Linked DNA regions of Homo sapiens: region 2 is linked to region 1. A link is an interaction called in ENCODE POLR2A ChIA-PET data of the cell type or tissue named here. Cell type or tissue: B cell. All regions are shown on one strand. Links, peaks and the distances in the headings refer to the core of each region. The heading gives the core; the rest is flanking DNA.

Region 1 (11,934 bases), core at 4,497-6,996:
GTTTAATTTTCCTTTTTGACTATTTCCATATTTCTTTTTATTTAATATTCACTCATGCTTCAATAAATGTTCATTGAGCATCTGCTATGTGCCTGAGATGGTGCTTCTTCTTAAGCTCATAGTCTGGTGGGAAGACTCACAAGAAAATAATGTAGTTTGTGAGGATGTATAATACCAAATACTATGGGGTCATCCATCTGCCAGGAGGGTCCAGGGATGACCAGGGAAGGCTTCACAGAGGAGGTGCTGCTTAAGCTGAGTTTTGAGGAATGAGGAGGAGTTTGCCAGTTGGACTGGGTGAGAAAGGGCATTGCAGAAAAAAGAGACCATCTTGCATAAAGTACCTTTTATAACAATACAGAGGAGTGAAAGAGGACATCCTTTTCATGAACATTCAGTTGGTCAATGAGGCAGAAGCACAGTGGACATGGGGGGAAGATGAGCTGAGAAACAGACACTCTAGAAACAGTAAGGAGCCTTTGAGAGACCTTGTATGGAATGGAGTGCAGGCATTGTTGCCCCATTTAAGAGTTGAGAAAACTGAGTCACAGGTTAAATGACTTGCCTAAGGTCATGTTAGGAGATGAGGCCAAGCTGGAATGTAACTTGAGGGTTTTTATGCTTCCAACCACAGTGCTGGGCCAGGCCCTGTCCTCAAGATCCCTCTGATGTTCTGGCTTGAACCACTTCAAAGCTGTTAGGAAAGAAGAAGAAGGCTTACGCCACTAGGCTCTGACCACACTGGCCACACACTTGGAGCACCCTTGTATCCAAAGCCACAAGAGAGCATTTTCTGAGAGTCTTTCCCAGAAAATGGCATGTACACATCCAACCTTGAAGTTGGTGGGTACCCTTCAGAAATGATGAAGGAGGTGGATTTCCACGGCATCCTGCCGTGCTGGGGAGCTGCTTCCCATCCTTGCTGCCAGGATTAAGTGGCATTTAGGCCTGTTATTCCTCAGGACAGGGAGTCATGGATGTGGCAGGAGCTCAGATTGAGTGATTTATTTATTATTTTATTTATTTATTTATTTATTGAGACAGAGTCTTGCTCTGTCACCCAGGCTGCAGTGCCGTGGCTCGATCTCGGCTCACTGCAACCTTCGCCTCCTGGGTTCAGGCATTTCTCCTATCTCAGCCTCCTGAGTAGCTGGGATTACAGGCGCCTGCCACCACGCCCGATTAATTTTTGTATTTTTAATAGAGACGAGGTTTCACCATGTTGGCCGGGCTGGTCACTCCTGACCTCAGGTGATCCACCCACCTCAGCCTCCCAAAGTGTTGGGATTACAAGCATGAGCCACTACGTCCAGCCTTATTTACTTGTTTGAGACAGAGTCTCGCTCTGTTGCCCAGGCTGGAGTGCAGTGGTGCAATCTTGGCTTACTGCAACCTCACCTCCCAGGTTCAAGCGATTCTTCTGCCTCAGTGGGGATTGCAGGTGTGCACCACCATGCATGGCTTTTTTTTTTTTTTTTTTGGTATTTTTAGTAGAGACAGGGCTTCACCATGTTGGCCAGGCTGGTCTTGAACTCCTGACCTCAGGTGATTCACCCCCACTTGGCCTCACAAAGTACTGGGATTACGGACATGAGCCACCATGCCCAGCCAGATTGAGTGTTTTATGATGCTGCATAGGCTTTGGAATAAGAAAGACCTGATTTCTCACCCTCACTCTAATGGCTAAAATGAAAAGACTGACAATTCCATGTGTTAACAAGGATGTAGAACAACTAGAACTCTCGTACAGGGCTGTTGGGAATATAAAATGGCCCAATCTCTTTGGAAAATTGTTTGGTGTACTTAATAAAGTTAAACATATTTCCCCCTAATAAGAATGTTCATGGCAGTGTTATTCAAAATAGCCTGAAACTGGAAAGAAAAATCTAAGTATTCAACAGGAGGATGGATAAATAAATTGGGTGGTAGATTCATAAAACGGAATACAATTCAGCATAAAAAAGGAACATACTGCTGGTACAGCAATGTGGGAAAATCCACAGACATACTATATGGAACAGAAGAAACCACATACAAGAATATGATTCTATTTTTTCTTTTTCTTTTTTTTGGGAGACAGAGTCTAGCTCTGTTGCCCAGGCTGGAGTGCAGTGGTGCAATCTCAGCTCACTGCAACCTCTGTCTCCTGGGTTCAAGTGATTCTCATGCCTTAGCCTCCTGAGTAGCTGGCACTACAGGTGTGTGCCACCATGCCCAGCTAACTTTTTGTATTTTTGGTAGAGATGGGGTTTCACCATGTTGGCCAGGCTGGTCTCGAACTCCTGACCTCAGGCAATCTGCCTGCCTCGGCTTCCCAAAGTGTTAGGATTACAGGTGTGAGCCATCACTCCTGGACAAGAATATGATTCTATTTACACGAAGTTCGAGAATAGGTAAAATTAATCTATGAGAATAGAGGTCAGAATATTGGTTACATTGGAGGCTAGGGGGAGTGAGTATTTGCTGGAAAGGGGCATGAAGGAACTCTGGAGTGTGATAGAAATAGTCTCATTTTGATCCGGGTGGTGGCTACATGGACATAATGGTATAAGTGTATACCACATATTATGTGGACAATTATGTGGACATGGCCTAATATATTACATAGTAGGTATATGTAAGTTATAGTTCAATAAAGTACTATGTGAGAGAGAAAGGAGGAGGAGGAAGAGGAGAAAGAAAGAAAAGAAAGAAAGGAAGAAAGAAAGAGAGGGAAAGAAAGAAAGTAAAAAAAAAATCCTGATTTTGATTTTGGTTTCCAGTTCTGCCCCTGTGACCCTTGGACAATTGACAACATTTCTGAGCCCCTTTCCTCACCCATAAAATGAGGATCACAGGCCAGGCTAGGTGGCTCACACCTATAATCTCAGCAATTTGGGAGGCCAAGGCGGGAGGATTGCTCAAAGCCAGGAGTTTGAGACCAGCCTGGGCAACAAAGTGAGGCCTGTCTCAACAAAATAAAAAAATTTTTAAATTAGCCAGGTGTGGTGGCATGAGCCTATAGTCCTAGCTACTCAGGAGGCTGGGGTGGGAGGATCCCTTAAGCCCAGGAGGTGGAGGCTGCAGTGAGCCCTGATTGCCTCGTTGGACCCCAGTCTGGGCAACAGAGCAAGTCCCTGTCTCTAAAATAAAATAAAATAAATAAATAAGGGATCCTAATAGTACCTCTCTCATAGGGTGGTTTGAGAGTCAAATGAGATAATGCACAAAAATCTCCTAGCCCAAGAGCCTGAAGCACCCTAAAAGTTCGGGAAACTGTATTCTTACTGTTGGCCCCTTACCTACCATCTCCTCCACCAGGAGCTGGCCCCTGAAGCCTCACCCCAAAAGAACGGTTTCTGCCCCCGGGTTATGTCAGGTCCTTAGGTGGAACTCTGAGTCCCACATCACTAAATGCTGACATGCCCGCAGAATCCAGGAGGCTCCAGTGACTAGAAAGAAGTTTCATCAAATTTGAACAGGAAGCAGCAGTGGCAGCTGATAATCTGTGACCTGAATATAGCTATCCATTATCTCACTGTGGTTTCTGGTTTCCCTGACAGAGAAAACGCCCACAACTTTCTTAAAGTTATTCTAAACACTCAGTTCCTTGTTTGGCTTTGGCAGGATAATGTTACCCCTGGGTGCCCCTGTGCTTTGGGCTGTGGCCTCCCTGCCAGCCTGAGGCTCCAGCTCTTCAGCCAATCTGTGGGGCAACCGTCCCTTCCACTCAGAGGGCAGTGACAGGAGCAGACCAGGAAAGAGGCCGCCAGTATCTGCAGCCATTGGAAGTGGGGGGGAAAAGCAAGAAACCTTAAATACAGCATTCTTGTTCCTCTTCAAGAAACCAGCCAGGCAGGACTGACATGCCGGGAGTGAGCCACCAGCTGCTTCTCACCATCACTGGTTTCTAAATTACGCTCCATTCCCAATTGCTTCTCTCTGGTTCTGTTCTCAGGAAAGCAAATCTGCCCTCCTAGTTCCTCCACCTCCAAATGAGGAGCTGAGCCCAGGCCCAGGACACAGGTTTGGCAGAAAAGCCGTTACCTCTTGTTATTGTAAAACCCAGAGTCCAAGAGGCTCCCAGACAATAGGCAAAGTAGGCAAAGTTTGTTTTTGCCTTCTCTTCCCCAGCCAAGCCCTGCTCACTGTTGTCTACCAAAGCTTTGATGACACCGTATCACTTATCACTACATCTTCTGAATTATTCATTCTGAAGAATTCAGGATTTCTTGTGTTCCCCCTCTCAGGAGTACTTATATGTTAAGAGAAACCTTGAGATAGTAATGCTTACTTAGAGGACCATGTCTCTGACACCTGTGTTTGGTAGGGAGGGGAGGGCTTTGGGCTCTCTCTGGCCCCCTGGTGGCCACCACTTCTCTGTTAGTGCTCCAGATGGAGATATGCGGATGACATGGCATGACTTTTAAAATATATATATATATTTTTCTTTTTTTTTTTTTTTTCTGAGACGGAGTCTCGCTCTGTTGCCCAGGCTGGAGTACAGTGGTGTGATCTTGGCTCACTGCAACCTCCACCTACCGGGTTCAAGTGATTCTCCCGCCTCAGCCTCCCCAGTAGCTGGGACTACAGGTACACCACCATGCCTGGCTGATTTTTGTATTTTTAGTAGAGACGAGGTTTCTCCATGTTGGCCAGGCTGGTCTCGAACTCCTGACCTCGTGATCTGCTCACCTCGGCCTCCCAAAGTGCTGGGATTACAGGCATGAGCCACCATGGCTGGCTAGAGTTTTTTTTTTTTAATTTCCTTTTTGTTTTTTTGAGACAAGATCTCACTCTTACTCTATTGGCCAGGCTCGAGTGCAGTAGCACCATCACGGCTCACTGCAGCCTCAACCTCTAGGGCTCAGGTGATCCTCCTGCCTCAGCCTCCCAAGTAGCTGGGACTACAGGCACACACACACACTGGCTGATTTTTTTTTTGTATGTTTTGTAGAGACAGGGTCTCCGTATGTTGCCTAGGCTGGTCTTGAACTCCTGGGCTCAAGCAATTTGCCTATCTCAGCCTCCCAAAATGCTGGGATTACAGATGTGAGCCACTGCGCCCACCTAAAAGATCTTGTAAAGATCTTTTTTTTTGTGTCTGGGAGCGGTGGCTCATACCTGTAATCCCAGCACTTTGGGAGGCCAAGGTGGGTGGATCACCTGAGGTCAGGAGTTCGAGACCAGCCTAGCCAATATGGTGAAACCCCATCTCTACTAAAAATACAAAATTTAGCTGAGCGTGGCGGTGGGCGCCTGTAATCCCAGCTACTCAGGAGGCTGAGGCAGGAGACTAGCTTGAACCCGGGGTGGGGCACGGAGGCTGCAGTGAGCCATTGTGCCACTGCACCTTCAGCCTGGGCAACAGAGTGAGACTCTGTCTCAAAAAAAAAAAAAAAAAGAGATAGTTTTTTGTTTGTTTTCTGAAGAGGAACAGGAAGGTGAAACTCCTGCAGTTTGGTTAGAACAAAATGGGGAAGCTGTCAAAGCAGGTGGCTGCAGAGCTCGGGAAGATACGGATAATGGCTGCTTTCACATGCCCCAGAGCTTGTGCTCAGAGCAAGAAGGCCTCCCAGGAAGGTCAGAGGAGTAAAGGGTCACTTAGGGATTCTGAGGCACAGTGGAAGTGATGCTAGTTGAGCAGAGATGAAACCAGACTTCTGAAGGCACAGCTCTGCCACCAGCTAGTTGAAAGCTGAGCAGTCATCTAACCTGTCTCAGGCTCATTCTCTTCACTTAAAATACCGCAGGCAGGAAGAATCACACTAAGATGTCGATAGTGGTCCTCTCTGGGTATAGAATTACAGGCGAGTTTGGTTTACTTTTTTTGGAGTGGGAGACAGGGTCTTGCTCTGTTGTCCAGGCTGGAGTGCAGCGGCGTGATCACAGCTCACTGCAGCCTTGATCTCCTGGGCTCAAGTGATCCTTCCACCTCAGCCTTCCAAGTGGCTGGGACTATAGGCATATGCCACTATGCCTGGCTAATTTTTTAACTTTTTGTAGAGATAGGGTCTTGCTATATTGCCCAGGCTGGTCTTGAACTCATAGGCTCAGGTTATCCTCCCTCCTCGGCCTCCCAGAGTGCTGGGATTACAGATGTGAGCCACTGTGCCTGGCCTGGTTTCCTTTTTTTTTGAGACGGATCCTGACTCTGTCACCCCAGACGGGAGTGCAGTGGTGTGATCTCAGCTCACTGCAGCCTCTGCCTCCTGGGTTCAAGCCATTCTCCTGCCTCAGCCTCTTGAGTAGCTGGGACTACAGGCGTGTACCATCACACCTGGCTAATTTTTGTATTTTTAGTAGAGATGGGGTTTCACCATGTTGGTCAGGCTGGTCTCAAACTCCTGACCTCAGGCGATCCACCCGCCTTGGTCTCCCAAAGTGCTGGGATTCCAGCCGTGAGTCACTGTGCTTGGCCATGGTTTACTTCTTAATGCCTATTATTGGTCAAGGCTTAATTAGAGAAGCAGAATTATCAGGCACGGCATAGAGTAAGATGTTTCTTGTGGGGTTTTGGTGTTATGCAATGTGGGAACTGGTTAAGCAGTTTGTATACAACAGTTGCTTCTGTTTCTGGTGCTGGGACTGAAGTCAGAAATAACAGGTAGACATGAAGTATGGGACAGTAAGGACCAGTGGGAGTCCAAAAGAACCAGAGGGCACCCACAGGATGAAATAGAGCCTGTATCAATGTCTCACTGCCTCTAAAACTTCCTACTTCAATTATGTGGGCGACCTGCAGGAATTGCTGAACCTTCATCATAAAGCTGAACACAGACCTGACTCAGGGACTGAAAATGCTGAAGGAAGATCTGTCATGGGAGCTGAAGGAGATGTAGGCTCAAGTCTATCCCATGGCCACAGGGTGAGCTAGCAGATCTGAGATACCATAAGTTAGAACGGCACCTGCCTCTACACTGACCTTCTGAGCATAAGCATGTTTGCTTCACCTCTGCCCTCCAATCTTGTGCAAATTTTCTGTGGCCAACCCTAGCCCAGAACCATACAGAGAAAGAAATTCTGAAAAACATAGTTTCAGTTTAGCTAAACTGACATAGTACAAAGCCACTATGTATTTGCCAAACCTTCTTCAATTAGCATGGTTTTGTTTGTTTGTTTGTTTGAGACAGAATCTCACTCTGTCACCCAGGCTGGAGTGCAGTGGCACTATCTGGGCTCCCTGCAACCTCCACCTCCCGGGTTCCAGTGATTCTCCTGCCTCAGTCTCCTGGGTATCTGGGATTACAGGTGCATGCCACCACACCTGGCTAATTTTTGTATTTTTTAGTAGAGATAGGGTTTCACCATGTGGGCCAGGCTCGTCTCAAACTCCTGACCTCAAGTGATTCACCCACCTCAGCATGTATTATTTTCATAACCAGGAGAAAGAACACCCTTTAAAACATCTCAAAATACCCAAATGGCTAATAAATATACAAAAAGACACCAATTCATTAATTGGCAAGAAAATGCAAGTTAAAATACAATAAGATATCCTTGTACATTCACCAGAATGGCTAAAATGAAAAAGACAGACAACACAGTATTGGTGAGGACATAGAGCAACTGGAACTTTCACATGTGGCTAGTGAGAATGTAAATTGCCAGTTTAGAAAACCATTTGACAACTATCAAAGTGGAACATATGCAAAAGGTGTGATAAGCAATTACGTTTCTAAAAAAATGCATGTTCATATACATAAAAACATCTATACGAATGTTTGGCTGGGTGTGGTGGCTCACGCCTGTAATCCAAGCACTTTGGGAGGCCGAGGCGGGTGGATCACGAGGTCAGGAGATCGAGACCATCCTGGCTAACATGGTGAAACCCTGTCTCTACTAAAAATACAAAAAATTAGCCAGGCGTGGTTGCAGACGCCTGTAGTCCCAGCTACTCAGGAGGCTGAGGCGAGAGAATGGCGTGAACCCAGGAGGCAGGGCTTGCAGTGAGCCGAGCCGAGATCGCGCCACTGCACTCCAGCCTGGGCGACAGAGCGGGATTCTGTCACCAAAAAAAACACGAAAAAACAATGTTCATAGTGGCACTATATGTAAAAGCTAAGAACAGAAACAATTCAAATGTCCACCAACAATAGAATGGATAAATAAATCATGGTGAATTCATACAATGGAGTGCTACACAGCAACGGGAATAAATAATGTATCACTAAGCACAACCACATGGATGACTATCACAACCATAATATTACATGGAAGATATCAGACACAGAAGAGCATATACTGATGGTTCCATTTATGTCAAGTTCAAAAATAGGTAAAATTAATCTATGCTGTTCACCCATGGATAAGAATTACCCTTGGGAGATTAGTGACTAGAAGGTGTCAAGAGGGGGCTTTTGGGGTGCTCGCGATGTTCTGTTCCTTCCTTTAGGTATTAGTCACTCGGGAGTGTTTTGCCTTTTGCAAATTTATAGATATTTATGTAATTTGTATATGGTTTGTGCACTTTTCTGTATATATGTTATACCAACAAAAAGTTAATTAAAAGAAAAAATTAGTAGTCCCTGGTTCTGGTAACTAACAATAACTACTCATTATACCACAAGTTGAGGGGATCAAATACAAAAATGTGTATTACAGTGTTTGGAGAAACAACTGGGGAATACATAGATGTAGGGACAAGGAAAGAGAATAGAATGTTGAACCTGGTTTGGTATTGAACCTGGTTTTTTGAGTTTTTTTTTTTTTTGAGACAGAGTCTTGCTCTGTCGCCTAGGCTGGAGTGCCGTGGCATGATCTCAGCTCACTGCAACTTCCGCCTCCTGGGTTCAAGTAATTCTCCTGCCTCAGCCTCCTGAGTAGCTGGGACTACAGGCGTGTGCCACCATGCCTGGCTAATTTTTTTGTATTTTTTAGTACAGACAGGGTTTCACCACATTGCCCAGGCTGGTCTCGAACTCCTGACCTCATGGTCTGCCCACCTCGGCCTCCCAAAGTGCTGTGATTACAGGCGTGAGCCACTGCAGCCTACCTTGAACCTGGTTTTTACAAATTGTAGTAAAATACACATAACAAAATTTAGCATTTTGTGATATCTTTTTTTTTTTCCAGAGAAAGTATGTGCTTGTGTGTGTGTGGCAGGGAAGTGCTGGTTAGTGGGAAGTGGGAAGGAAAGATGGGTTTCCCTGAGTCCCTAACTAGCTTCTGTCATGGCCTGCCTTGATGTGACAAGCATTCGCTCTGCTTGCTCAGCTAAGGTTTCATGACCAGGCAGGGAAATGCCACTGCCCTTTAAAGTGAGCCCCTCCATTAGCTAAGGGTGGTTCTCCATCCCCCTGAAGCTAGGCTGGCCCAGATGACAGGAGCTCCTGTGAGGTCCAGAAGTGCCATTGAATCCAGGTTTTGCTACAGTAACTTCGCTCCCCCAACTCCCAGAATACACATATACAACCTGGCCTGTGTCCATCTTTGTCCCCAAAGCTTCCCTCCTCATCAGCAGCCATGAGAAAGACAGGATTATAAATGCACCAAGGGCTTTAAATGGGACTACAGTAGTAGGATCAGTTTTGCTCTCTGAGTGATGGCATGCCTGTGTCTTCTAGGCTCACTGGGGCAAGTGGTTCTTTACTTGGCTCCAGCACCAGCACCATCTGGAGGGGCAAAAGAACCCACAACGCTTTTTTTTATTTTTTTTTTTTTGAGACGGAGTCTCGCTCTTTCGCCCAGGCCAGAGTGCAGTGGCGTGATCTCGGCTCACTGCAAGCTCCGCCTCCCGGGTTCACGCCATTCTCCTGCCTCAGCCTCCCAAGTAGCTGGGACTACAGGCGCCCACCACCTCGCCCGGCTAATTTTTTGTATTTTTAGTAGAGACGGGGTTTCACCGTGTTAACCAGGATGGTCTCGATCTCCTGACCTCGTGATCCGCCCGCCTCGGCCTCCCAAAGTGCTGGGATTACAGGCATGAGCCACCGCGCCCGGCTTTTTTTTTTTTTTTTTTTTTTTTTTTTTTTGAGACAGAGTCTCACTTTGTTGCCCAGGCTGGAGTGCAGTGACACCATTTGGGCTCATTGCAACCTCCACCTCCCGGGTTCAAGCGATTCTCATGCCTCAGCCTCCCAAGTAGCTGGGATTACAGGCATGTGCCACCACACCTGGCTAATTTTTGTTTTTTGTTTGTTTGTTTTGTTTTGTTTTGCTTTTTTGAGATGGTGTTTCACTCTTGTCGCCCAGGCTGGAGTGCAATGGTGCGATCTTGGCTCACTGCAACCTCCGCCTCCCAGGTTCAAGCGATTCTCCTGCCTCGATCTGCCAAGTAGCTGGGATTACAGGCATGTGCCACCACGCCCTGCTAATTTTGTATTTTTAGTAGAGACAGGGTTTCTCCATGTTGGTCAGGCTGGTCTGGAATTCCCGACCTCAGGCGATCCGCCCGCCTCGGCCTCCCAAAGTGATGGGATTACAGGTGTGAGCCACTGCGCCCAACCAATTTTTGTATTTTTAGTAGAGTTGGGGTTTCGCCATGTTGGCCAGGCTGGTTTCGAATTCCCGACCTCAGGTGATCCGCCCACCTTGGCCTCCCACAATACTCCCAGAGTACTGTGAGCCATCGTGTCCAGCCTTGCAACTCTTAAATATGCTCGTGGGAGCAGAAGCTATGCTCCCTGACAGAAGAACCTGTCCCTCACAATGCAATTGGAGAGAATTTATTGAGTGCTTACTGTGTGCTTGGGATGGTGCATCCAGCAAAACACCTGAGCCTCTTGGAGACCAGGAGAGTGGACTCAGTCCCAAGTGCAGATTCCTTGAGCTAGAGCTTTTAAAGGAGAGGAGAAATCGGATAAATTGCACTGGACAATTCATTCACTCTCTTTCTGGAGGTTTAACCAACCCTAGATTTTATTCTACTGAAATCAGGATAAAACCAGGCATATGTGTATAAAGAGAGGTCTGGAAGCATGATAACAATGATTATCTTTAAGTAGTGGGTTGCAGTTGATATTTTTCTATTTCTTGTACCTCTCAAGGCAGCACATGTAGCTGACGCACACAACCTTTGGAGAGCAACCACCTGGGTTTATTTTTTATTTTTATTTTTTATTGAGATGCAGTCTTGCTCTGTCACCCAGGCTGGAGTACAGTGGCATGATTTCAGCTCACTGCAACCTCCACCTCCTGGGTTCAAGCAACTCTCCCACCTCAGCCTCCTGAGTAGCGGAGATTACAGGCGCCCACGACCCGCCTGGCTAATTTTTTTGTATTTTTAGTAGAGACAGGGTTTCACCATGTTGGCCAGGTTGGTCTTAAACTCCTGACCTCGAGTGATCTGCCCGCCTTGGCCTCCCAAAGTGCTGGGATTACAGGCGTGAGCCACGGCGCCCAGCCTACCACCTGGGTTTAAATCTCAGCTTTGCATGTACTAGCTGTGTGGTCTTGGGCAACTTACTTCACTTGTATGAATTTTAATGTTCTTACCTGTAAATAAGGATGATAATATACTTACTTCATAGGGATATTGAGAAGTTTGAATTAAACTATGCATTTTTTTTTAAGAGTTAGGGTCTGGCTCTGTCACCCAGGCTTGAGTGGTGTGCCCCGTCATAGCTCACTGCAGTCTTGAATTCCTGGGTTCAAGCAATCCTCCTGCTTCATCCTCTTCAGTAGCTGGGACTATAGACATGTGCCACTATGCCTGGCAAATTTTTTCTGCTTTTTGTAGGGATGGGGTCTCACTATGTCGCCCAGACTTGTCTCAACCTTCTAGCCTAAAGCCATCCTCTTGCCTTGGCCTGCCAAAGCTTTGGGATTATAGACATATGCCATGGCCCCTGGCCAAAATGATGCACATTAAGTGCTTTAGTATGGTGTCTGATGCAAAGAAAATGCTTTAAATGGGAATGATTATTATTATATTTTTATATCATTGGGTTGTTTTTCTTTTCTTTTCTTTTTGAGATGGAGTTTTGTTCTTGTTGCTCAGGCTGGAGTGCAATG
Region 2 (11,934 bases), core at 5,905-8,404, 930 kb after region 1:
CTTTTTTTTTTTTTTTTGAGATGGAGTCTTGCTCTGTCACCAGGCTGGAGTGCAGTGGCACGATCTCAGCTCACTGCAACCTCTGCCTCCCAGGTTCAAGCGATTCTACTGCCTCAGCCTCCCGAGTAGCTGGGACTACAGGTGCACGCCACCACATCCAGCTAATTTTTTGTATTTTTAGTGGAGACAGGGTTTCACCATGTTGGCCAGGATGGTCTTGATCTCTTGACCTTGTGATCCTCCCACCTTGGCCTCCCAATGTCCTGGGATTACAGGTGTGAGCCACTGCGCCCGGCCAGGGGAAGCTCTTTCTAAGGGAGTAGCTTAGAGCACAGAATGCCAACTGGGTTATCATCAGGCTGTAAACAGTAGGATTTCAGTTTGTGCAAGCACGATGGTTGGGGCTGTAACAGGAGAAGGGGGAGCTGTTTACATCAGGGGAACATTAGGTTACATTTGGCTCTGACAGGCAAGATTAATTTTGTCTGAGAGAAGGTTGAGGTGGGATTGGAATTTTCCCAGGTATGCCCTGCGATGTTCTGCTGAGTTTCATGTGTGTTGGAGCAGGCCTCTCAGGCCATCACAGTTCTGGGAGATGGACTTTCCAAAGATTGGGAAGCTGGAGGCAGGGACACCTGGACACAGAGCCTTCTTCACCCCCACCTGCATCCCAGGTGAGGAGGAATTCTTGAAAATGCCGAGTTTGACTCACCAACCAGGAGTATCTAATGTATATAAATATTCCTTTAAACGTAAGTATAGTGATGAGTAGATAAGCCAGAGTATTTAAAAGCCACAGCAAAGATTCAGCTTCCTCTCCGCTCCCCCGTGCCCCACATCTGGGAGGACCCCACCTGAGCTTGGTGTTATAGTTGGCTGATGCTCTTAGGTGGAAACCCAGGGGCAAAGGACAAGCCACAGAAACATAGGCTGCATCTGCTCCTACTCTGTACTTCCACCTTACCTGCCCATTAAGTGCTATGTTCTTGACTAAATAATTCATGTATCGCAGAGAGGGAAGGTATGTGTTCCCACCAACCTCTGACCCATCCATAACCCAGTGTATTACACTGACCCAGGAACCAGAGCTCACTTCACCCTGCTTGGAGTCAGGGAACTCGGAACCTAACTGTCCTGGGCCCTCTTTCTGGTAGTTGGGTGAGTCCTGAGGGCCTGATACGTGAGGTTTGGACAGGCTGGGCAGTAGGTTATGGCATATCTTGTAAGGGAGACCATGTCAGCAGTGGGGAGCAGAATGCAGAGGAATCAAAGACCTGATCTCATAGTGCAGGTGTGAAGGGAGAAGAGCCAGCCTTTCTCCACCGTCTCTCTGGGGACAGGGGACTGTCTCGCAGGGACTACACCTTGGCATTTGGGCATGTCAGACCAGGATCTAGTCATCAGAGTTACCCAATGCCCTGGGGTTGGTTTCTACCAGGTCAGGGATGCAGTTCTGCAGGCAGTATGTTACATCTGAGACTACAGGAGAGAGGGGTGGGGTGACAGTCTTTCCATAGGGTGTCCAGACACTCCTGGCCCAGGGACTGAGCCATGGATAGTGGGATGCTTGCCTCTCTGTGTGGCAGGGCTTTCGTCTCTGTTTTTTGTTTTTGAGATGGAGTCTTGCTCTGTTGCTCAGGCTGGAGTGTAGTGGCGCAATCTTGGCTCACTGCAACCTCTGCCTCCTGGGTTCAAGCAATTCTGCCTCAGCCTCCTGAGTAGCTGAGATTACAGGCACATGCCACCATGCCCAGCTAATTTTTGTATTTTTAGTAGAGATGGGGTTTTACCATGTTGGCCAGGCTGGTCCTGAACTCCTGACCTCAGGTGATCCACCTGCCTCAGCCTCCCAAAGTGCTGAGATTACAAGTGTGAGCCACCATGCCCAGCCTGGTCTCTGGTTTTGAGCCATGATGTCAGGCTGACCAGGCTGGCACATTTAGCCTGGAATGGGTTAGGCTTCTGGCTTTGATGTTAAGAAAGGAAACTAGTGCCAAGTGCAGTGGCTCCTGCCCATAATCTCAAGACTTTGGGAGGCTAAGCCAGGAGGATTGCTTGAGCCTAGGAGTTTGAGACCAGCCTGGGCAACATAGCAAGACCCCACCTCAAAAAAAAAAAAGGTAGTTTGGTGTGGGGCATGCGCCTATAATTCCAGTGCTTTGGGCTGAGGCACTTTGGGGAGATTGAGACTGCAGTAAGCTATGATTGTGCCACTGCAGCCCAGCCTGGTTGACAGAGTGAGATCCTGTCTGGAAAAAAAAAGAGAACTGGCTGGTCCTTCCTGAAATAGTGCCCACAGGCTGGCAGAGCACTGACTGACACCTGCCTCTTTCAGAGGTGGGGTCAGGATAGCTGTATGGAAATTCTCCAATGTGTGGGTTGTAGGAGTGTATCTCATATCCCTTCAAGCACTGCCAGGCCAGAACCCAGTGGAGTTTGCAAAGAATGGGTTTCTTGTTAGAAGAAAGTATTACGTACATGTAAGTAATCTTGGGTATAGCTGGGAAGTGATGAATAAATTTGACCATTAAAAGATTGTAATGTCTGTATCACCAAAGACAAAATCACAAATATAATTAAAAAACAAATAACAGACTAGGAGAAAATAGACCATGTGCAATACACAAAGGATAAATACAGAGTATATAAAGAAGCTTCTGCATATTAATAAGAAAACACTAGAATAAATGGGCAAAAGATATAAAAAGGCATTGACAGAAAGGGAACAAATGGCCAATAAATACAAAGAGATGCTTAACTTCATTAATAATTAGTGAATTACACATTAAAGCAACTAGATATGATTTTATCCCATCAGATTGGCAGAAATTAAAGAGAATAATATTCTTTGGCGGCAATGAGAAAAAATGGGTGTACTTTCATATTCTGAGCATATAAATTGTTCAGACCTTTTTGGAGAAGGTAGTTTGGCTGTATCTTTGAAAATAAAATCACATACTTTTAATTTGGTAATTTTGTGTCTAGTGAAATACACCTGAACACATGCTCATTCCAGCACTGGAATGGTGAAATATTGGAATGATTAAATGTACAGTGGTACAGCCAGCATATAGAATGCGATACCTAAAAAGTGTGTAAGAGTGTGGTATAGATCTTTATGCAGCTGATGTGGGAGGCTCTCTCAGATACGTTTTTAGTGAGAAAAAATATAAAATTATTACATTTATATTTGTAAACCTCAAAATTTATATGTATTTGTAAATTCTAAAACATGCTTTTCAGATTTTTTAACATTTCTGAAATCAGCGTATCTAACAATTGGTGACATAGTTTACTAATTTAAACTCTTGGTGAAGCATAGTGCACATTACAAGTGATAAGATCTTAGATTTGATGAAGGATGATATGTAAATACGTGGATAAAGGACTCTAAGACAGACATGGGACGAGATTGAGGAAGTGTCAGTGGAGACTTTGTCTGTGTCATCTATGTTGTCAAATTTTTTTTACAGTGAAATTATATTCCATTATTGTGTAACGAAAAATTTTAAAAATACATATTTATATTTTTTAGACAAGATATAATTTTAGACAAGATAAGGTTGCCTGGATGTCTCTGATGTCTGATCCATTTCTCTACTTGGGTGATTATGCTTGATATTCAGCTTTGAGAACTTTAAGGCCTGGATGGTTGATAGAGCGTTCAGCTTCATTAAGAAGTTAAGTAGCTGTGAAGATTCAGTGGGAGAGAATTGAGAACTGAGGTCCAAGAGAAGGGAGGAGCCGAACTCCAGAATTCAGGGCCAGTTGCCTCATGGGGACCTTTGCATCTGTGTAAAGAGGTTGAAATTCTCTCCCCACAAGGTGGTGCCAGGCTTTTTATACTGGACTGGGCATACCCTGGAGCAAGGCTCAGTGGATGGGAGGCAGAAAATAGATCAAATCAAGGAGCCTTATCCAATGTCATTGAAAGGAAAATTCATTGTTTTGGGAGAGAGCTAAGCCCTAGTGGGAAAGAGCCAAAGGAATAAATGGGCTTTTAAATCTGAGGAATTTACACAAGGCAGGCAGGAGATGACCTGCCATAGGTTGGAGGCAGGCTCTGCTTGGATCCTGTGTAAACAGGGCATAGTGTGAGTGTCTCCCCATAAGTAAAAGCTGTGTTGTGAAGATGAACTCACAGTTTAGTAGTGACTTTTTGACCAAAGATGACTCTTCAAGAAGGGATAAGGTGTATGGAGTATAGCTCATTGCCAGGACTGTGGGAGGCAGAGGAAGGAGAGGACACTTGGCCAAGATGCCATTTGAGCTGGTCACTGTAGGAAAGGGAGAATTTGGACATGTAATTTTTTTTTTTTTTTTAAGACAGAGTCTCACTCTGTCACCCAGGCTGGAGTGCAGTGGTGTAGTCTTGGCTCACCACAACCTCTGCCTCCTGAGTTCAAGTGATTCTCCTGCCTCAGCCTCCCCAGTAGCTGGGACTACAGGCACATGCCAGCTGCCTGGCTCATTTTGTATTTTTAGTAGAGATGGGGTTTCGCCATGTTGCCCAGGCTAGTCTTGAACTCCTGACCTCAAGTGATCTGGCCTGGACATGTAATTTTTAAGGAGATATTCAGAAGAAAAGGGAGGTGAGCCCACCATTTACAAATGCACACAGGAGGCCGGGTGTGGTGGCTCACACTTGTAATCCCATTACTTTGGGAGGCTGAGGCAGGCAGATTGCTTGAGGCTAGGAGTTTGAGACCAGCCTGGCCAACAATGCAAAATCCCGTCCGTACTAATAATATAAAAAATTAGCCGGGCCACTGCACTCCAGCCTGAGTGACAGAGCAAGACTCCGTCTCAAAACAAACAAACAAACAAACAAAAATACACACAGGAGAATGTGAGGAGCTGAGTAGTACAGTTTTCTCGGAGTACACGTCTATTAAAGGGAAGCAGTAGGAAGTAAAATAGAAAAAGGTAGGCTAGGGCCGGACCATGAAGAGCTGAGAATGCCAAGTTTAGAAATTTGACCTTGAGTCAGTGAACTCATGTTTTACATTTAATCTTTTGGTTACCAATTTTTTTTTGTACCATCATTGGTTTGATTTTTAAAATACAGTCACTTTGTTTTCTAAGGATTTTATGATATATGTTCAAATCTTGAGTTAAAGGTAAATAGAACACAGTTTGGGTTTTTTTTTGGCATATAAATGGTTGAATTTCAAAATTATATTTGTGTTACAAACTTTGTTTTTACTCTCTGCCTTCCAGCATTTGCAAATAACCATTTCTCTTTCAAAGGAAATTCTAGTATGTATTCCCATTCAATAAAAGCAAAGAGCTGAGCTCTATATGAATAAGAGGTAAAATTGAACATGAAAATTACTGAGCAAGATTAGTGGGGGATGAAATGGATGAACATTGGGGAAAGCTGTGATCCTTGTTACCTTTGCTATAGTGCAATTTGGAATGGCTTCTTTATTCCTGGCAATTCCTGACAGCATTTCTTTTAAACCTGGCCACCTTTCCATTGCCAGCTCGACCTTGATGTTAGCTGGTGCTGCTACTGCAAGGGCTGCCTTTGGCAGGAAGCCTTCAGTCAACTTTCTGGGCTCTGGTTTTGGCTCTGCACATGCCTTGCTGAGAAGACCTTAAGAATCTGAAATGTGGAGGGTCATTTTGGGGTAGGGAAATGTGGTGGCAACTCTTGAGTTTTCTGCCACGATGTAACTTAACAGATCCTCTTGTTTTTCCTTAAATGGTACAAGGGTTTGCACCGAAATGGTAATTCATCTGTGTCTGTGATGCTTTAAAAAATAACAGTTTCACTAATGTGTCACAACATGTATTATTTATCATTTTAGTAAATGGATATTTTAACAAGCAACAATTTGCAAATTTAAGCATGGCAGTTAACATGATCTGACATTAAAAAATTAAATAATCTCCTGCCATCTTTGTTATCAGCCTTGCATTAAGGATTTTAGCCCTTCTGGGAGCTTTTATTTTTTTGTTGACTCTGACTGATGATGGCAGATTGTGGTAGTGATCAGAGCTATGCTTTTATAAATTATTTTTTAGTTGGAACAATATTGGCATGTAACGTGGACTGGCAGAATTAACATTGTTTATCATTACCAGTGTTGTTTTGACAGATATTCTCAGTTCTTTAAGGAAGCAGATAGGGAATGTCTGTAATGGACATCTGCTGTCCACTATAGGTTGCCCAATAATGAGTCCTGGTAGGTTCTACCTTCTGCTGTGGAAGCCAGCAGAGTTCAAATGGGCATTTTCTGTTCTTGCCTCCTAGGAACTGCAGGGGTGGACATGCTTCTTAGGCTTAGCCTGTTGACTGCTTCCACCTGGAGTTTGAATCTGAACAGTGTTAGAAAATGCAGGGACAGGCTGAGTGTGGTGGCTCACGCCTGTAATCCCAGCACTTTGGGAGGACAAGGAAGGAGGATCACTTGAGCCCAGGAGTTCGAGACCAGCCTGGGCAAAAAAGCAAGACCCAGTCTCTACACAAAGTAAACAAATTAGCCAGGCATGGTGGTGTGCACCTGTAGTCCCAGCTACTTGGGAGGCTGTGGTGGGAAGATCCTTTGAGCCTAGAAGTTTGGGGTTGCAATGAGCTATATTTGCCCCACTGCACTGCAGCCTGGGGGACAAAGAGAGACCCTGTCTCCTATAAAGGCAGCGACAGTTAGTAGTGGCACTAGAGTTACTAAAATTATCAAGATTTTCTTCCTGGATAGTCCTGGTTGCACACATCAGTGTTACTATAGGTGGACTTAGCCTTTACTTTTGTACATTTCGCACTGATACCTCTAACCACCTTTTGTGCACATAGCAGCTATTATACCCCCCATAGCATAACCAACCTGTGTAAGAGAAGAGTATAAGTCAGTTGCTTGCAAGGAACTCTTAGGGGTAGGGAGCTCTTGCCTGGGGGAGGTGGGGGTTTCTCCTCTTTCTGTCCTCCCCTAGTCATTAGAGAAAGGCCTCAAGAGAATAACTCAGAGATTACGGTTGAATTCAAGAGGGTAGATTGACATCTCATTGAGCTGCACAGAGGTACCAGCCAGGTGCTGCTGTGGGATTAGAATGGACTCCTGAGAAAGCGTTCTTGAGTGAGTGTGGTGTGGCTTTCCTGGAGTTTGGGGATGTCTGTGAATACAGAGGCAAGTATCTTCCTCTCATCTGAAAGCCCCCCATGTGGCTGGAGCTGCCCCTGGGGACAGTGTATGGAGAGAGGACAGCAAAAACGCTTGACATTTCCTGTGGGCCTGGTGGTCTACATGGAGGACAGCTGGCCTGAGTCTTTTTGAAAGACTTGTCCTGCCTGCGAAGGCTGCCTGCCAGGGCTAGGCCCGCAGCAGAAAGAGGTTGTGGGTGAACCACAGAGGCAGGAGCTGAGAGGAGACTGAGAGCTGAGTCAAAGGGCACCCGTTGCCTGCATCAGGCAGCATGGAGGTCCCAGCAAAGGGGTCTCACTAGAGAGAGCTGGCATGTGGACTCCTGCAAATGGTGGAAGATATTTTACAGGCTGCAGGACTGGACCACAGAAAAGTGGGCAGACCTTTCCCTTTCCTCACACTTGCCGCCTTTCATTCCTTGGACCCCTCTCTTTTTCCTCACTGCTGTTCTTAGGGGAAAAGCTTGACATTGGATAAAATGAATTTGGATTTAGACTAAATAGACTTTTTAATAACTGAAAGTTTGGCTTTATTTAAGATAATATTTTCTTTTTAAAACACTGTCTAGAAATCAGTGGGTTTTTTTTTTTGTTTTTTGTTTTTTTTTAAAGACAGAGTTTCGTTCTTGTTGCCTAGGCTGGAGTGTGATGACGCAATCTCAGCTCACTGCAACCTCCATCTCTGGGGTTCAAGCGATTCTCCTGGCTCAGCCTCCCGAGTAGCTGGGATTACAGGCATGCACCACCACGCCCAGCTAATTTTTGTATTTTTAATAGAGATGGGGTTTCACCATATTGGCCAGGCTAGTCTTGAACTCCCGATCTCAGGTGATCTGCCCACCTCAGCCTCCCAAAGTGCTGGGATTATAGGCATGAGCCACCACGCCCAGCCAAAATTAGTGGTTTTAATGTTACTAAATCCTGAAATAGCTTTCCATGATGACAAAATCAATCAACAATCTCAACCCCAGTAGACTGGAGTGGATTTTAGAATTTAGCACACTTTCCCTTATTTATACTCTGCAGGTTTCAAGCATACAACTTGCCAGCAATTACTGTGTTGGCTGAGAAATTTGAAATTTTACTAGCTTGAACACTAAATTTGTTGATGTAACATACAGCTAATAATAAAGGTCACGTCCCCATATTGGCATGAGGGACCCCTTATGAATTAGCCTGAAACTTTGCAGCCTTTAATCATATTTTTCTCTCTTTTTTCCCTTGAGACGGAGTCTCCCTCTGTCGCCCAGGCTGGAGTGCAATGGCACGATCTCGGCTCGCTGCAACTTCGCTTGCCGGGTTCAAGCCATTCTCCTGCCTCAGCCTCCCAAGTAGCTGGAACTATAGGCATGAGCCACCACGCCCAGCTAATTTTCGTACTTTTAGTAGAGACGGGGTTTCACCATGTTCACCAGGCTGGTCTCGAACTCCTGACCTCAAGTGATCCACCCACCTCGGCCTCCCCAAGTGCTAGGATTATAGGCATGAGCCACCGTGCTCGGCCATGTTGTTATTTTTGGTTTGTTTGTTGATTATGGTTTAAAAAAACCACATAACATTAAATTTACCATCTTTGCCATTTTTAAGTGTGTAGTATGGTAGTGTTAACTGTATGCAACAGTTAGTGCAACAGATCTTTAGAGTTTTTTTATCTTGTAAAACCGAAACTCTGTACCCAGGAAGCAATTCCTGATTCCCTGCTTCTGCCAGCCTCTACCAACCACCATTCTACTTTTTGTTGCTAAGAGTTTGATTACTTTCGATAACTCACATCAGTGGAATAATGCAGTATTTGTTTTTTTCTTACTGGTTTATTTCACTTAGCTTAATGTCCTCAAGGTTCATCCATGTTGTAGCATGTGACAAGATTTCCTTCTTTTTAAGGATGAATAATATTCCATTGTATGGATAGACCACATTTGCTTTATCTAGTTGTCTGTTGGTGAACATTTAGGGTACTTCTACCTTTCGGCTCCTGTGAACACTACTGCAGTGAACATGGGTAAGCAAAAATCTCTTTGAGATCCTTTTGGCTATATACCCAGAAGGGGATTGCTGGATCATCATTCTGTTTTTAATTCTTTGAGGAGCCGCCAAACTGTTCTTTATAGCAGCTACGCCATTTTACATTCCCACCAGCAGTGCACAGAGATTACCATTGCTTCATATCCTTATCAACACTTGGTTTTTTTTTTTTTGCCATTTTAATGGGTCTGAGGTGATATTTCATTATGGTTTTGATTTGCATTTCTCTAATGATTAGTGATGTTGAACATCTTTTTATATGCTTCTTGCCCATTTGTATATCTTCTTTGGAGAAATGTCTTTTGAAGTGCTTTGCCCATTTTTTAATTGCATTAGTTTGTTGTTTTTTTGATTTGTAGGAGTTATTTATATATTCCGGGTATTAATGCCTTATCAGATATTTGGTTGAAAATATTTTCTCCCATTCATAAGTTGCCTTTTCACTTTGCCCTTTAATCATATTATTATTATTATTATTATTATGGTTAAAACATTAATTGTGTAATACTGAAAAGTTTAGGAAATAATATGACAGATTTTGATCAGGTCTTAAATATCTTCCCAATAGGCCCTATGAGTAAGGCATAAAAAGCTTGAATTAATTCCATAGTTTCACCAAAACGCTCTTCTTCTTAATCTTATTCCTTATTTTTTTGAGGCAGAGTCTTTCTGGCCCAGGCAGCCTGGAGTGCAGTGGTGCAATCTCAGCTCACTACAACCTTCACTTCCCGGGTTCAAGCGATTCTCGTGCCCCAGCCACCTGCGTAGCTGGGACTACAGGTGTGAGCTACCATGCCTAGCTAATTTTTGTATTTTTAATAAAGATGAAGTTTCACCGTGTTGGCCAGGCTGGTCTCGAACTCTTGGGATTCGAGTGCTGGGATTATAGGCATGAGCCACCATGCCTGGCCCTTAATCTTGTTCCTATCAATCTTTCCAGCTTTACCTTCCCCAGCATGACTTCCTCTTATCCCCTTCCTATGTCCAAAGATTCCCTAAAAATATTCTAGCTCTGTACCATTCCACACACTGCTTTTTTGTTGTTGTTGTTGTTGTTGTTTTTTTTTGCCTGAAATATGGGATATGTACCTTTCCCTCTTGTTTAACCTTGTTTTTCAGACTCCTTCTTTTTCTTTTCCTTTAAAGACTCAGCCCAGATGTGAAAATGTTCCAGTCAGCCAGTCAGCTGCTTTTCTCTCCTATAGCCTCTTAGGTACAGCCCAGGTTAGCACACTTGTCTGAAAGTATTGTGAGGACTTTTATAAACCCCCTCTCTCCAGGACCATATGCTGCTAGATCACCTAGCTTAGCTTTGCCTTTTTATTCCTCTTTGTCATGGGCCTACCATAATATCTAGTCCATAATATTTGTGTACTTTAGTTTTTTATTTATTTATTTATTTTTGAGATGGTGGTCTTACTCCATCACCCAGGCTGGAGTACAGTGGCACGGGATCTCGGCTCACTGCAACCCCCGCCTCCTGGGTTCAAGCTATTCTCCTGCCTTAGCCTCTGAGTAGCCGGGACTACAGGACACGCCACCACGCCCAGCTAATTTTTGTATTTTTAGTAGAGATGGGGTTTCACTATTTTGGCCAGGCTGGTCTCAAACTCCTGACCTCAAGTGATCCACCTGCCTTGGCCTCCCAAAGTGCTGGGATTACAGGCATGAGCCACAACACCCGGCCTATTTGTGTACTTTAAACGATTATGGGTAGAAAGAAAGAGCAAATGCCTTTTTAGAAATAAGATAACAGAACTTTTTACCAATTGTGCTTCCAAATATGCTTTCTCTTCTAATTTTATCTGCTAAGATTTTGGCAGCTAATTGTAGATTTTATGAACTTACATTGGGTTGCCTTTGTCTTCTGTTATAAAAGCAATAATTAGAGGAAATGATCCTTTTGAGAGGTTGTTTAATGAATTCTGCTTGTTTTAAATGTGCTGCTTTAAATCTTATTTCACGTAAACTGTACTAATGCCCAAATTATCTCACCCTAGATCAGCATTGAACCAAAGTATTATGATGATTAATTTCCTTCTGTTAAATCCCTTATAGTCTTTTCTTTGGTGTGTGTGTGGGGTCAACAATCAAAGAAAGAATTTATTGACTTTACATTTAATATGGTTTACTCTACTTGATTATATTGTTCAAGTGTGAATTTGTGTATGGTATAAGATTATGCCATACTGGGATTCTATTTTCTGTTAAACAAATAGCTTTGTGTTTTATTAACTGCCAGTGTTTAAATTTAATGGTTTAAGATTTCAGAGAGCCCTTTTTGTAAGTATTTGAAAGTTTTTATTATAATCCTGAGCCTAACCTTCTTCTGGTTTCACTGCATCCTTCTCCAGCCTTGAAACAAGCCCTGGCACAGACGCAAATCCTGGCGTGCACCACCTCTTCCTCTCCCCCGCTCCCCACTCTAACATGACAAGAAGTGTCTGTCCCAGAAGTAATCTGATTGTGCACCTAGAGTACCTGTTTTCTGCCTGGGGAAGAATGCACACTGCTGGACCTAGAGCGGTGGCAAAAGTGCCCTCTCCACTGTGGGGGCCACAGTGGTAGGCACAACCCTTATCCCTCAGCCCCATTAGTTAATTAAGTCATTTTACCTGCATTAAACTTTACGGGCAGAGAAAATTCAGTAAGTCACCACTACCAGGTGACTTTCTTTTTTATGTTACCCCCTAGCAAGGCATGTAGTTTGCATCCTACAGAATATAAAAGATGGGGCCAGCATCTATTCTGTGTCTTAGCAGTGA

Evidence for each region. ChIA-PET counts read pairs that join two places held together with the same protein. Peaks named below come from ENCODE experiments on the same cell type or tissue, not always from the same donor. Only the 100,000 strongest peaks of a DNase experiment are listed, where the experiment ranks them.
Region 2: POLR2A ChIA-PET joins it to region 1 with 6 read pairs; 2 of 35 experiments call an interaction of 5 or more read pairs at or near these places.

The regions. Positions count from the first base shown.
Region 1 is chr10:73,953,217-73,965,150 of GRCh38, forward strand. No RefSeq gene overlaps it. Among named protein-coding and RNA genes, the nearest start is that of C10orf55, 36 kb to the left of the region's middle. RefSeq lists enhancers at 3,405-3,504, 3,692-4,199, 5,750-5,899, 10,883-11,934 and a silencer at 6,675-6,969. In B cell, for the core only: no CTCF peak of the experiment used is centred there; DNase peaks (open chromatin) are centred at 5,465 and 6,815; H3K4me3 peaks cover 1,140 bases; H3K27ac peaks cover 2,500 bases.
Region 2 is chr10:74,885,734-74,897,667 of GRCh38, forward strand. The region is part of intron 3 of KAT6B (lysine acetyltransferase 6B); the gene reads left to right. Among named protein-coding and RNA genes, the nearest start is that of KAT6B, 65 kb to the left of the region's middle. In B cell, for the core only: no CTCF peak of the experiment used is centred there; no DNase peak of the experiment used is centred there.